Regions from separate parts of the Homo sapiens genome. Here all the other regions are linked to region 2. The links are chromatin contacts, found by Hi-C or POLR2A ChIA-PET in ENCODE. All regions are on one chromosome and are shown on one strand. The core of a region is the stretch at or near the end of the contact, and the rest is flanking DNA. Distances in the headings are between cores, read along the strand shown.

What was found. A loop is a pair of places that touch in the nucleus more often than their neighbours do. ChIA-PET counts read pairs that join two places held with the same protein, here RNA polymerase II (POLR2A). Pooled maps may share reads with other maps.
Region 1: a loop to region 2 is called in a pooled map, with 4 times the contacts of the local background. The contact joins the promoter of TENT5B here to the promoter of MAP3K6 in region 2. A Hi-C loop is called at or near these places in 3 of 50 pooled maps. POLR2A ChIA-PET finds 5 or more read pairs at or near these places in 3 of 52 experiments (WTC11 and activated T-cell).
Region 3: a pooled map shows a loop between it and region 2 (10-fold over the local background). The contact joins the promoter of NUDC here to the promoter of MAP3K6 in region 2. A Hi-C loop is called at or near these places in 5 of 50 pooled maps. POLR2A ChIA-PET finds 5 or more read pairs at or near these places in 2 of 52 experiments (PC-9 and WTC11).
Region 4: a loop to region 2 is called in a pooled map, with 3 times the contacts of the local background. The contact joins the promoter of TRNP1 here to the promoter of MAP3K6 in region 2. A Hi-C loop is called at or near these places in 6 of 50 pooled maps. POLR2A ChIA-PET finds 5 or more read pairs at or near these places in 3 of 52 experiments (GM10248, WTC11 and activated T-cell).

Annotation. Positions count from the first base shown.
Region 1 is chr1:27,011,178-27,014,477 of GRCh38, forward strand. It overlaps TENT5B (terminal nucleotidyltransferase 5B), which reads right to left and starts at 1,673. Exons shown (of 2, transcript NM_052943.4): 1 at 1,230-1,673. The coding sequence starts at 1,493. RefSeq lists enhancers at 919-1,572, 1,573-2,227.
Region 2 is chr1:27,364,945-27,368,273 of GRCh38, forward strand. It overlaps MAP3K6 (mitogen-activated protein kinase kinase kinase 6), which reads right to left and starts at 2,017. Exons shown (of 29, transcript NM_004672.5): 1 at 1,314-2,017. The coding sequence starts at 1,653. RefSeq lists silencers at 606-675, 1,266-1,315, 1,386-1,605, 1,636-1,745 and enhancers at 998-1,941, 1,942-2,883.
Region 3 is chr1:26,920,441-26,923,489 of GRCh38, forward strand. It overlaps NUDC (nuclear distribution C, dynein complex regulator), which reads left to right and starts at 1,303. Exons shown (of 9, transcript NM_006600.4): 1 at 1,303-1,489. The coding sequence starts at 1,409. RefSeq lists a silencer at 1,050-1,199 and enhancers at 1,330-1,449, 1,570-2,111.
Region 4 is chr1:26,992,082-26,995,330 of GRCh38, forward strand. It overlaps TRNP1 (TMF1 regulated nuclear protein 1), which reads left to right and starts at 1,611. Exons shown (of 2, transcript NM_001013642.3): 1 at 1,611-2,531. The coding sequence starts at 1,706. The coding sequence ends at 2,389. RefSeq lists enhancers at 469-970, 971-1,470, 1,224-1,383, 1,608-2,108 and silencers at 1,524-1,853, 1,884-1,943.

The DNA.
Region 1 (3,300 bases), core at 423-2,922, 350 kb before region 2:
GCGTGTGAGTCAGCCAAGGAGAATCTGCCCCCGCCCCCTCCAGTTCCTAGTTCCTTGGGAGGGTGGGGGAGGTAATCCCCCAGCAGGCAACCCTCCCCCTCTGTGGGAAGCCAAGGTAGTAGGAGGCAGGGGAAAGGCCTACTTCATCCAAAGGAAGCCATCAGTTGGCAGGAACGCACAGGAGTCCTCGCTGGGTTTCTTGGTTTCTTTTATCAAAGGACCCTCCCTAACACCTAGAAGTTGACCTTGGGAGCCGGGGAAGGGGTGGGAAAACATTGAACCTACTGTAATCTGCTCCTGGGAAGACCCAAAATTCCCTAGGTTTGATTTTCACCTCATTAAGTAATCTTGGGTGGCAAACTGCCCCAGCTATAAAATGGGTACAATAATGACCACACTGTGGTATTTCAGAACATGACAGCGTCTGGGCTGTACAGATGAAAAAGCAGTCTTGGGGTCGTTGAGGTTCAGATAAAGGGAAGAGTTGGAGGAGGGAGGGGCTGTCAGAATTCTCTTCTCCCTTTCCTCAGGAGAGAGAGGACGTGGGGCCTGAGGCCTGGGTTGGCCTTCATTTCCAATCTTGGGAAGGAGAAGAAACACCTAAATTGGTCACTTAATGTTGCCCTTGGGGGTGGGGTATCAGGTCTGACCTTCGGCTTAATAAATATTGGGCCACAACCCCAGCTGAGAGAGAGGGAGTCCCTGACAAGTTTTCTTGGCTTTTCCACGGGGTGGAGGGGGAAGGGGGGGTTTCTCCAGCAAAAGGCTGTAGGAGCACAATGGCAGAGGCTGCTCCTAGAACCTCGAGAGAGGAAAGGAGGGTGAGGTCCAGGGATGCCCAGATAGGGAAGGAAAAGCTATTTTGGACTCAAGCATGCACACTTACCCACCCAGGGCCACCTGGCGTCTTTTGTCCTTGCAGGCAGAGACAAATTCTTCCCCCAATGCCCTTGACATCCTCCTCCCCTCTCCCAGCCAGGCCCTGGGTGAGTGATCCGTGGGGAATCAGGGTTCTCCAAGAGTCGAGATGGAAAAGCCAGGTGGGGAAGGATTAGTAGATGCAGGGGGAGGTCTGGTCTACCATTCATAATGCTGTGCAATTGTTACAGCCATGTCCCCGTTCCTCAGTTTCCCTAGCTGTCTAGAAAGTCAAACAGACTACAAATGCCTTCCAGCCACGAGAGCCTCAGAAGGGATTCCCCCACATCCCCCGCCTGGCGTCCTCTCACCTGCACGATCTGCCGGGGCTGCACGCTCAGCGTGGGGAAGTTGCCGCGCCCGTGAATGGGAATCGGCTCGCTCAGAAGAGCGTCCAGTCGCTTCACCTGTGGCCAGCTCAGCCCACTCAGGTGCCGTCCGGGGAAGGCCGATAAGGCCTCCGGGTCGGGGCCGCCGCCTGCCGGGGCTGCCGTGGCCACCGCCGTGGCCGCAGCCGTCCCCACCTGAGCAGCCGCCCGGTCCCTGCGCTCAGCTCCGCTCTCCGACGGCATCATCCGCCCGGCCCCCGGGCCCCGACGGCAGAAACCGTGGGGGTGGTTAAGGGGAGGAGGACAGGGAGAGCGGCTGGGCAGGGGCCAAGGCGGGGGGCACGAAGGCAGGGACGGGGCGGCAACGACGGCGAGACAAAGCCAGGGAACACCTCAGACGGCGACGACTAACCGACCCTAGCGCCTGCAGCCCGCGGCCCAGCGGACTCTTATAGGCCGCGGGCGACGTGCCCATTGGTCCGGGCCGCTGCCAACAGCGAGAGCCGCCCCGCCTCTGAACGCTCCGGACACTGGTCTGTAGAGCTTTGCACGTGAGTCACTGTTCTCTAGGGAGATTCCGATTGGCTAGAGGGCACGCCCCTGCCCCGCCCTCCTTCTCAGGCTGAATTCCCTCCTTTGGTCCTTAAAGAACTTCTGTTCACTGTGATTGGCCCGGGCCTGGACTTAAAGGGACAGCGCCCACCCCGCCCCGCCAGGGTCAGGAGGGAGGGAAGTGACCTGCGGAGTTTGTAGCAGAGTCAGACCACTGAGAAATTCCAGGTTTCTGTTTTTTTTTTTTAGCGCTGGAAGAAATTGAGAAGTCACCTAGCCTTGTCCTGCTATTTTCAGAAGCCCAAAGAGATTGAGCCACGTGATCAACTCTGCACAGCACTGCTCATGCTCTGGCAGTTTTCCAGAGCCTAGGAAAGGTATAATAAACAACTCTGGGCCCGGCGCGGTGGCTCACGCCTGTAATCCCAGCACTTTGGGAGGCCGAGGTGGGCGGATGACAAGGTCAGGAGATCGAGACCATCCTGGCTAACACGGTGAAACCCCGTCTTTACTAAAAATACAAAAAATTAGCCGGGTGTGTGGCGGGCGCCTGTAGTCCCAGCTACTCGGGAGGCTGAGGCAGGAGAATGGCGTGAACCCGGGAGGCGGAGCTTGCAGTGAGCCGAGATTGCGCCACTGCACCCCAGCCTGGGCGACAGAGCGAGACTCCGCCTCAAAAAAAAAAAAATTAATAATAATAATAAACTCTGCATACCAAGGTAAAGGCCTTTTTTTTTTTTTTTTTTTTTTTTTTTCTCGAGACAGAGTCTCGCTTTGTCACCCAGGCTGGAGTGTAGTGGCGCGATCTTGGCTTACCGCAAGCTCCGCCTCCCGGGTTCAAGCAATTCTCCTGCCTCAGCCTCCCGATTAGCTGGGATTACAGGCATGCGCCACCAAGCCCGGCTAATTTTTTTGTGTTTTTAGTAGACACGGGGGTTTCACCATATTGGCCAGGCTGGTCTTGAACTCCTGACCTTGTGATCCACCCACCTCGACCCCCAAAGTGCTGGGATTACAGGCGTGAGCCACTGTGCCCGGCCCTAAAGTAAAGGCTTTCTAAGACACTGTTGATTGGCCTCGCAAACCACAGCATGATGAGCGTTGATGTACAGCATAGCCAATTTAGGGAAGGAGAGATCTGCTCAGAGAGGCTTTGTGATTACCCGACTGTCACACAGCAAACTAGTAAGGCCCTGGTCCTCAACCAGGGCTATAGAATCTGTGGTGCATGTTTTTTCCACTGTACCTATGCAGACCCAGCTCCTTTCTGGAGCTAGAGAACGAATAATGTGTTTACATGTTTTTCTGCAGGTCTAGACAAAACATAATTTAAAAAAAATATGTTTACATGTTTTGCTCTCACACTTTACAGGACCTAGGGGATGAGGCTTATGATTGTCGTTACTTTTATTTTTTATTTTTATCTATTTATTTATTTTTTGAGAGAGGGTCTCACTCTGTTGCCTGGACTGGAGTTGACTGTCATGATCATGGCTCACCA
Region 2 (3,329 bases), core at 767-3,266:
GAAGCCCAGCTTGATGGGGAAGGAGCCGGGGTCCATCCTGGCTTGACCTGCCTTGCTGTGGGACTCCAGTAGGGTCTGGTTCTGCTTTGGGCTTCAGTCGGCCCTTTTTAGGGTTCCCCTGGCACTTTCACAGAACTGATCTCTGTAGTGTTGCAGGAGAGGAGTTGGGCTCACTGGGTTGGGACCCTCAGGCCACGGTTCAGAGCCTGTGAGCACCTGGCATGGGGGAAGGGAGGCTGTGGACCAGTTGAGTCTGTTACGGGCCATTTAGGAGGTGGGAGTTGCGCAAACATAGAAGTCCCCTCCCTTTGGTCTTCAGCACAGGCTCTTGAAAGGGGCTACCATCAGTGTGCATAGACAACGCTGTGCCTAAATGTATGTATGTGTATATCTGTGACATGTATAGCTTACTATGTCTGACTGTATCTGTGTGTGTGACAGCGTCTGCTAGGGCCTGCATGAGTCAACATGTATGCGATTTGTGTCTGTCGATAATTGTATCTTTGTGTCCGAGTGGTCGGGTCAGCCTTCATTTTAGGCTACGATTTCATGGACATCCAGGAAGCACAGCTACTGGACTCTAGCATAAGCAAGTAAGTATGGGGGCCGAGCATCCGGGCTGGCTGGAGGGAGGAGTGACTCGCGGGGGAATAGCCTCCTTCTGGCCCCGCCCCTGAGCCATCCTTTCCCGCCCACTTCCCCGCCCCTTCCCCGCCCATTCTTTCTGGGCCGCTGAGGCCACTTAACCTAAGCTCCCTCACCCAGTATCCAGTCCCGTCGGGCCCCTTCGCTTCTCTTTTTGCCTCTCCTAGCCCGATCCTTGGAAATAGTATGCTAGGACTCCTGAACTCCAGCCTCCCGGCCCCTTTCCCTAAGTCCAAGCTCCTCTCCCAGTAATTGTCCTCAAGAGATCCGCGTGACATTCTCCTGAGGGTGAGGCTGAGTTCTCCAACCCCACCCCTGAGACACCACAGCCCCGCGCCGCTCCCCGCCCCGCCCCAGAGTTCCAAAGCCCCTCCCCATCCTTGCCCCGCTGGCTGGGCACCGCTCCGACTGAAGGGTGCCTAAGCCCCAACCTCGAGCCCTAGAGCCGCGCCCGGATCCCTGTCTCGTCCCGAGCCCGGCCGCGCCCCAGATCCCCTAAATCCCACTTTTTTCACGGCCCTGTCCCAAGCCCTTCAGCTTTAGCTCACTTTAAGTCCCCTAGACCCGGTACCCCTCTCGGCCCCTCCCTTGAGCCTTCGAGCCCGGCTTGGTCCCCTCCCAGGACCCTGAGTCCCGCCCGGATCCGGCCCCGCCCCCAGCGCTCTCACCCGCGTTGTAGAAGGCATCCAGAGCCGCGGTGTCGCCTAGCTCCAGCGTCCCGAAGGGCAGGCTGCGCAGCTGCGGGGGCGGCCGCGGCCGGGGGACCTGCGCGCAAGCCTCGCGCAGGCAGCGCAGGGGCAGCGGCTCCGCCTCGGTTCCCTCCCGAGGCTCGAGCCCGGGCTGCGGCTCCCGGGTCAGCACGTAGACCACGCTGAGCGGCCGGCTCCGCGCGCAGCCCCGGCCCGGGGGCGCCGCGAGCTGCCGGCCCCGGCTCAGCGCCACGGCCAGCGGGTCCTGCCAGCAGCTGCCGGCGCGCTCCGCCCCGGACCGGGGACACGGCCCCGCCATGCGGGGGCGCTCAGGCGCGGGGCGCCGCGCACTGGGAACCGGGGGCGGGGCAGGAGCCTGGGCCGGCAGATCAGGAATCTTGGGATCTGGAATCCGTTCGGAATCGGAGAATCTCCCACGGGATCTAGGGATCCGGAATACGGCCTGACGTCCCGTTCCAGGAATCTAAAGTCCAGGGAGAAATCCTAGCTCGGACTTGCAAGGTCCTGAGGTTCTGAAATCCGGGATTGGGTCCCAGGAATCTGGGGCATCCGGTGATCGGCAGCTCAGAGCCACTTGGGGGATCCTGGGAATCGGCTCGGAGGTGCCCGCCACCTGGACTTCTCAAGGGAGCGCCCGCCAACGCTGCCCTGCCTTCACTTGTAGGCTAAGCCCAGCCCTTTCCCGGCCGACCCAGAAAGCTCCACCCTCGGCCCTGGGGCAGAGCCGCTCCCTAGCGGCTTGAGACTCAGCCTCTCCCCTCCCTTCTCTCCCGCCAGAACTTTGGAGACTGGCGGCTTCCGGAACAGCCTGTGCCCCTGTGCACGCCAAAGACTGTGGACTGCTCACAGCAAGTGCACATAAAATGTGTGAGGAGGCCAGGGCTAGGGAAAAGGTTCGATATGCAGGCCCTGCTCTGCAGGTATCTGTTGAATGAATGGCTCTCTAGAGACATCAGGGTGCGCAGAGCATGATGAACAATGGGTGTCCTCCCGGGCCCAGTGAGCGCAGGCAGGGAGGGACTGGGATGGGGGAAACCTACACCCTAGGCCGCTTGCCCGAAAGCCTTCAGTCCTGGAGTGGGACTTGGCATCTGAGCCTTAACTGTCACTAGGGGGCTGCTTTCCCCAGGACCCAACCTGCTGTGGACCCCCGCTGACCTTTGACTTCTAGGCAGAACGTGGCCATGGGACCTGAGAAGCACTTCCTACTCTAAACAACTCTAAACATTTCTTTAGCCACCCCTTGAAGGAGTCAACCCCAGCCCTTTGCACTACAGCAGCTTCTCAGCTTCAAATCCCCAAGAGTCCCCAACTTTCTTGTGTGAATTAATGAGTGAGGCAGCAACCTGGTAGAAGCCTCAGTGGACCCTGAAACCAAGAACTGGGGACTTAAGTTGAATAACTTGTCCAGGATCACTCAGCACATGACAGCAGGGTGCAAACCCAGGACCGCCTGTCAGACTCTTAACTATTTAATTCTGCCACTTACTAGAATGTGGCTTTGGGCAAATAAACTGCTTAAATGCTACTCAATGGCTGTTTCATTGCCCTGTTGCCTTGTGGAAGAAAAAGGTACCTTCCTTGGTTTGACCTTGGATTCGAACTGACACCCAATGAGATAGGCAGGAAGTGGTAGAGTTTGAGAACTTGGCCTGCAACAGAGGCTGGAGTGGAAAACAGACAACTTACAAAGGACAGGCATGGGCAACCGACAGGCTGAGAAAGCTGTGCAATTCCCAGCCAGGGCGGTGGCTCATGCCTGTAATCCCACTTTGGGAGGCCAAGATGAGTGGATCACGAGGTCAGGAGTTCGAGACCAGCCTGGCCAACATGGTGAAACCCCGTCTCTACTAAAAATACAAAAAAAAGTAGCTGGGTGTGGTGGCACCTGCCTGTGATCCCAGCTACTTGGGAGCTGAGGCAGGAGAATCACTTGAACCTGGGAGATGGAGGTTGCGGTGAGTGGAGATCGTG
Region 3 (3,049 bases), core at 53-2,552, 450 kb before region 2:
ACTGCACTCCAGCCTGGGCAACAGAGTGAGACTTGGTCTAAAAAAAAAAAGAAGAATAGATAGACTAGAATATACTGTAGAGAGATGGGAGGTGAGGGAGTAGAAAAACAAGCAAACAAGTTTGCTGCAAATGAGAGCTGAAAATTGGAGAGGTAGCAGCAGAAGAAAGTGGGGCCATGGAATAATAATATAAAAACAGGGCTGGGCATGGTGGCTCACACCTGTAATCCCAGCACTTTGAGAGGCTGAGGCAGGAGGAGTGCTTGAGACCAGGGTTTGAGACTTAGCCTGGGCAACACAGACTCCATCTCTACCAAAAAACAAAAAACAAAAAACAAAAAAAAAAAAACAGCAGGGCGTGGTGATGTGAGCCTGTAGTCCCAGCTACTCTGGAGGCTGAAGTGGGGAAGATGGCTTGAGTCCAGGAGTTCAAGGCTGCCGTAAGCCAAGATGGTGCCACTGCACTCCAGCTTGGGTGACAATGCAAGAACCCCATCTCTAAAAACAAACAAAAAGATATTAAAGCGTGTTTGTAAATTGAAGGGAAGAAGAAAGATATTTGTGATGCATAAGCTAAAAAAAGGGATAATTAACAGGGATAGAGTTCCTGAAAAGACTAAGATGATGAGATTCATTGCACAAGTGGAGGGATTAGCTTGGATGGCTGGGTCCTGTCCCCGCATTAACAGAAGTGAAGGTCAATTTCAGCACCTGTCATAATTTCCTGGGCCCAGTGCAAAATGAAAATGTGGGTCTCCTTATTCCAAAATTATTAAGAATTTCAAGACTATAACAGAAGGCCATGAAATCAAGCGTGGAGCCTTTCTAAGCCTGGGTGCTGTGCGACTGCAATTTGTACTCCCATGAAGCTGGCCCTAGTCAAGTACGCAGTGAGGTCGATGAGGAGGAGGCTGTCCTGTGGTAAGTCCCTTCTAGGATTGGAAGAGATGAGTAAGGCTACTTTCAGCTTCACTGCTCTACAAGCTGGGGGGGTCGCTAGCAAGGGAGAGGGGCAAAACTTGTCCCTTTTTAACTTCCAACCCTGCCAGATTTGAGTCCAGGGCTTTCTAGAAGTCTCCACGGCATCGGGTGACCATAGCAACTCATGCCAAACTCTCGGGCCCACGGCTCCGCCTACCGCTTCGTGGACGCGCTTGTTGATTGGCTCCGAATGTCGACCAATGGTCGGCGAAGCGGGTTGCTTGCCGCACGGTCAATGGCCGCAAACCGGGAGGAAGGCGGGAAGAGAGGAGGTGGAGGCGGGCCTGGGCAGCCGCGCGCGTGCGTGTTTCCGGCTCCGCTGCGGAAGGCGGACGACTAGAGTCGTTGGGCCCGGCGCGACCCGCAGGAGCGTAGAGAGCGCGGGACTAGAGTGCAGAGCTCCGGGACGTGGATCGGAGCCGGCGCGATGGGCGGAGAGCAGGAGGAGGAGCGGTTCGACGGCATGTTGCTGGCCATGGCTCAGCAGCACGAGGGCGGCGTGCAGGAGGTAACGGCCCGCGCGGCGTCGGCCCACCCGGCGGCCTTGGCCACGCTCCTTCCGCCCTTCTCTGCCTTCGAGGGCTGAGACCCACCCCAGCGGCTCGCGGGCTTCTGGGATGCCCCTACATTCTCACTGCGCCCAGCTTCCGGCCTGGCCACCCGCCAGCAGGTCTCACCCGGTTCGCATCAGTCCCGGGCCCCCGGCGCCCCTCAGTAGTAGCAAATTATCGCATCCCTGAGCTTAGGATCCCCCTTTAGTTTCACATATGCCCCCACCCCCGTTTCCACTTTGATGGCGGCTTCCAAGGAGCATCCCTTAGTAAGAACCGTCGCAAATATCGTGATTTGGATCCACCAAGGCTTGGGGCGAGCCGTCGAATGTGTGTGGTAGGGGAGCGGGCTGATGTTAGCACGTGGTCTTGTTAGGCCTTGAATGGGGGAATAGGAGGCCTGTGTTCACGATTAGTTTCCACCACCTACCAACTTGGAACCTTTACATCTCTCCAAGCCTGAGTTTCCTTATCTGTGAGACAGCTGCGAATACCGGTTTCCAGAGAGTAGTTAAGAACCGTAAGTTCTCAGTAATAAGGCTTTTTCATTCAACAAGTATTTGTCGTGTGATTGATGTGTGTCCCACACTCGACAATAAGGGCCAACTGTTACAGATTCTGGAGTTGGTTTTTTTGGAACAAACACAAAGTTAACGGTAGAAAAGTCTGTCAGGATCAGAACTCTCATTCTCAGAGCCAGAGAAGTGGCAAGGATTTGCCTAGATCATGCAACATGGTTCTCACCTAGACAGGTCAGTGTGCTTCCCAGAGTCCATGGCTGATTGTGTCTTACTGGAGGTAGGTTTCCATTGAACTTTCTATTCCTATGTAACCTAGGTGTCTGGTGACCAAGGACTTCTAAGCCCTTTGTGGTGGGGAGAGTGTTTCTCATTTGCAAGTGTGAAAAGCCTTCCTGTCTCCATTCCTCTAAACTGTTCGCACAAAACTGGATTTGGGAGCGAGTTCATTTTTGAGCAAATTGAAAAACTGTCTAGAAGCAAGAACGGAAACCATTGAGATATGTTCTAGCATCAGATTTAATCAGATTTAGACCCACTCTTGGGCAAATAAAGGGTTTGTGTGTGCTGACCTTGAGTCACCACTAGATTGTTTCATTCAGCAAGAATTTTACTGATTATGTACCTTTAGCCATATCTGGTGCCCAGCATTGCAGGTGGCAGACAGACTAAGCCATGGTTCATGGTTCCTATTTGTAAGGTGTTTACCCTCTGCCAGTGGGTCTCTTGCTCTGTGCCATACATTGCTAAAGGCCTCACCTCCTTGACCTCATGATCCTCACCAGGTCCCTAGAAATAGGTACTGCATCTTATTCCTGTTGTACAGAGTTAAGAAACTTCTGCAAAGTCAAAAGGTAATATATGTCCATCTGATACTCAAACCGTTGGCTACACTTGTACTCCAGCCAGAATTAATCCATCTTATCCTCCTTTGAAGTGGCTTCATTTGCTCTCCTCCTTCTTGCTTTGACCCGGTAACTTAGCCAGTGTCTTTTTTTT
Region 4 (3,249 bases), core at 361-2,860, 370 kb before region 2:
GTCAGGGCCAGATGAGAAGTGTCAGATAAAGTCCCACATAAAGAACGTCCCTCCACCAAGAGGACTAGACCCAGGTATCTGAGCCCCCAGAGGGCATGAATGGCTGAGCTCGTGCATTTCTGTCCAGATTCAAAAATCTGGATTCAGCCACCAGTCGTCAATAAGACATTGGGCAAAGCACTACTGCCCTTCAGGGTCTCAGTTTCCCCTTCTTTATTTTTTATTTTTATTTATTTTTTGAGACTGAGTCTTGCTCTGTCGCCCAGGCTGGAGTACAGTGGCACAATCTCTGCTCACTGCAACCTCTGCCTCCCGAATTCAAGCGATTCTCCTCCCTCAGCCTGCTGAGTAGCTGGAACTACAGAGGTGCGCCACCACACCTGGCTAATTTTTTTGTATTTTCAGTAGAGACAGGGGTTTCACCATGTTGGCCAGGCTGGTCTAGAACTCCTGACCTTAGGTGATCCACCCACCTCGGGCTCGCAAAGTGGTGGCGGAGCCACCGCGCCCCGCCAGTCAGTTCCCCGCCCCCGCACACCCCCCTTCCCCCTTCCCGCCCCCGGCTTTTTTTTTTTTTTTTTTTTGAGACGGAGTCTTGCTCTGTCGCCCAGGCTGGAGTTCAATGGCGCGATCTTGGCTCACTGTAGCCTCCGCCTCCCAGGTTCAAGCGATTCTCCTGCCTCAGCCTACCGAGTAGTTGGGATTACAGGCGCCTACCACGACGACCGGCTAATTTTTTTCTATTTTTAGTAAAGATGGGGTTTCGCCATGTTGCTCAGGCTGGTCTTGAACTCCTGGCCTCAGGTGATCCGACCGCCTTGACCTCCCAAAGTGCTGGGATTACAGGCGTGAGCCACCGCGCCCGGCCAGTTTCCCCCTCTTTAAAATGTGTAGGAACACCGGCTGGGAGGAGTAAACACGAGCCGGGGCAGGGAAAGAACTTTGCACACCGTGGGGTCCGGGGCTCCTCTGTGATGCCACCAAGGTTTGCAGGCTCAGCGGCAGCGCTGAGGTATTTGTTCTGCGAATAAAGCGCTCTACCTATCGTGGAATCAGTCCAGCTAGATCCCCGTCCCACCAGGACGGCAGTCGCCCCTCTGCGTTAACCCTTCCACTGCCCTAGTGAGGTGGGAAAGGGGGTCCTTGAGAGCCCTATGGCCCAGGAGAGACCGGGCAGAACTGATTCGGCCAAGGGCAGCATGAGGTGTGGGAGGAGCACGGCACAAGGAGTCAAGCCTCCTGCGTTCTAGCCCAGGCTCTCTTCGCACAGAGGCCTTAGGCAAGACCCTCCCCCGGATGGAGACCGGATTCCGTGAATTTCTAAACACCAGCTACCAGAGCTTATGACTCTGAGGGGCCAAACCAGGGAAGATGAGGCTCCCTTTGCACCCAAAATTTGGGGAGAGGCGAAAGGGGACCGGATGCCCTAGCGGAGCAGAATCCGGCGAAGGGCAGGACCTGAAGGGTTTGGGGAATGCCCTGAATGTGCAGAGCGCGGGGGGGGGGGGGGGGGGCGGGGCGGATTCAGGGCGTGCCTGTCTCTGATTGGCTGTGCCGCCCGTCGCTCCGCCCCGTGTTCTATAAGATGCGCGGACGGCGGGCGCGCCTCTGGGGTGGGGGCTGTGGCCGTGTCTAGCTGTTCGGGTGTGCTGTGGTCATCCTCCCTGCGCACCTACAGCCGCAGACCGCCGGTGGGGGGCGGGGGATGCCGGGCTGCCGCATCAGCGCCTGCGGCCCGGGGGCCCAGGAGGGGACGGCAGAGCAGAGGTCGCCGCCGCCGCCCTGGGATCCCATGCCGTCCTCTCAGCCCCCGCCCCCAACTCCGACCTTGACTCCTACCCCGACCCCGGGTCAGTCCCCGCCGCTGCCGGACGCAGCTGGGGCTTCAGCAGGCGCGGCCGAGGACCAGGAGCTGCAGCGCTGGCGCCAGGGCGCTAGCGGGATCGCGGGGCTCGCCGGCCCCGGAGGGGGCTCTGGCGCGGCTGCGGGGGCGGGGGGCCGCGCGCTGGAGCTGGCCGAAGCACGGCGGCGGCTGCTGGAGGTGGAGGGCCGCCGGCGCCTGGTGTCGGAGCTGGAGAGCCGCGTGCTGCAGCTGCACCGCGTTTTCTTGGCGGCCGAGCTGCGCCTGGCGCACCGCGCGGAGAGCCTGAGCCGCCTGAGCGGCGGCGTGGCGCAGGCCGAGCTCTACCTGGCGGCTCACGGGTCGCGCCTCAAGAAGGGCCCGCGCCGCGGCCGCCGCGGCCGACCCCCCGCGCTGCTGGCCTCGGCGCTGGGCCTGGGCGGCTGCGTGCCCTGGGGTGCCGGGCGACTGCGGCGCGGCCACGGCCCCGAGCCCGACTCGCCCTTCCGCCGCAGCCCGCCCCGCGGCCCCGCCTCCCCGCAGCGCTGACCTCCACGCCCGGACCCCTGGCCACCCCGACAAGCTTCGCCGAGGTGCCGACCGACCGACTGATCGCGGACGCCGGCTGGAAGGACTACGGATCCGCAGGAAGAGGCAGTTGGGGGCCAGGGGCCCAGTAGAGGAGGCTGAGGTGCGGTCTTAGCGGCTGGTGCGTTCGAGGGTCGGTCATGGCGTGTGGGGGGCTGGTCCAGGGCCCGGGAACTCCCTTCCCTGGAGCTTCTGGCGTCTGCTGGGTCCCTAGTAAAGCTGCCACTTTCTGTTGCCGCCTCTCCCGACCATCTGGAGAGTGAGAGGTGGTAGCATCAAGTCTCCATTATAAGAGTTGGACTCTTGAGGGGGCTCAGATCCCAGGAACGGGTTGGCGGCAAACTTTTACCACTTGGAACCTGCCGCACGGATGCAGCACCCCCCATCCTCACCCCCACTTGCGTGGCCTTTCCCGGGCCCCTCGGAGCTGTGAGCAGTCTTGCCCTTGAGGATGCTGCTTCCTGGCGCCGCCCAGCTCCGTGCCTTCGGGAGGACAGAATAATGAGGCCCCAGGATGGGGTGGAGGCTGGCACAGGGCTGTACCACTGAATTCCCCCTCTAGGCCTGTTTCACCTTTGGGGAGACGGAATCCCAGAGAGGTTTAGGATTTGTTCTCTTCATACTTAGGCCCTTCTTCTTCTAGGAGACAGCTTTTCTTATGCCGTCATGCAGGTTCGCAAAAATTACAGCCTGACTCACATAACCAGGACAGGATGTCTGGCACCTGCTCACCCAGGGATCCTTACATAGCAGAACCTAGAGGCTTAACTCCCAACCTGTTACTAAGATGGCTCGGCCAGGTTGGAACCAGGTGATACCCT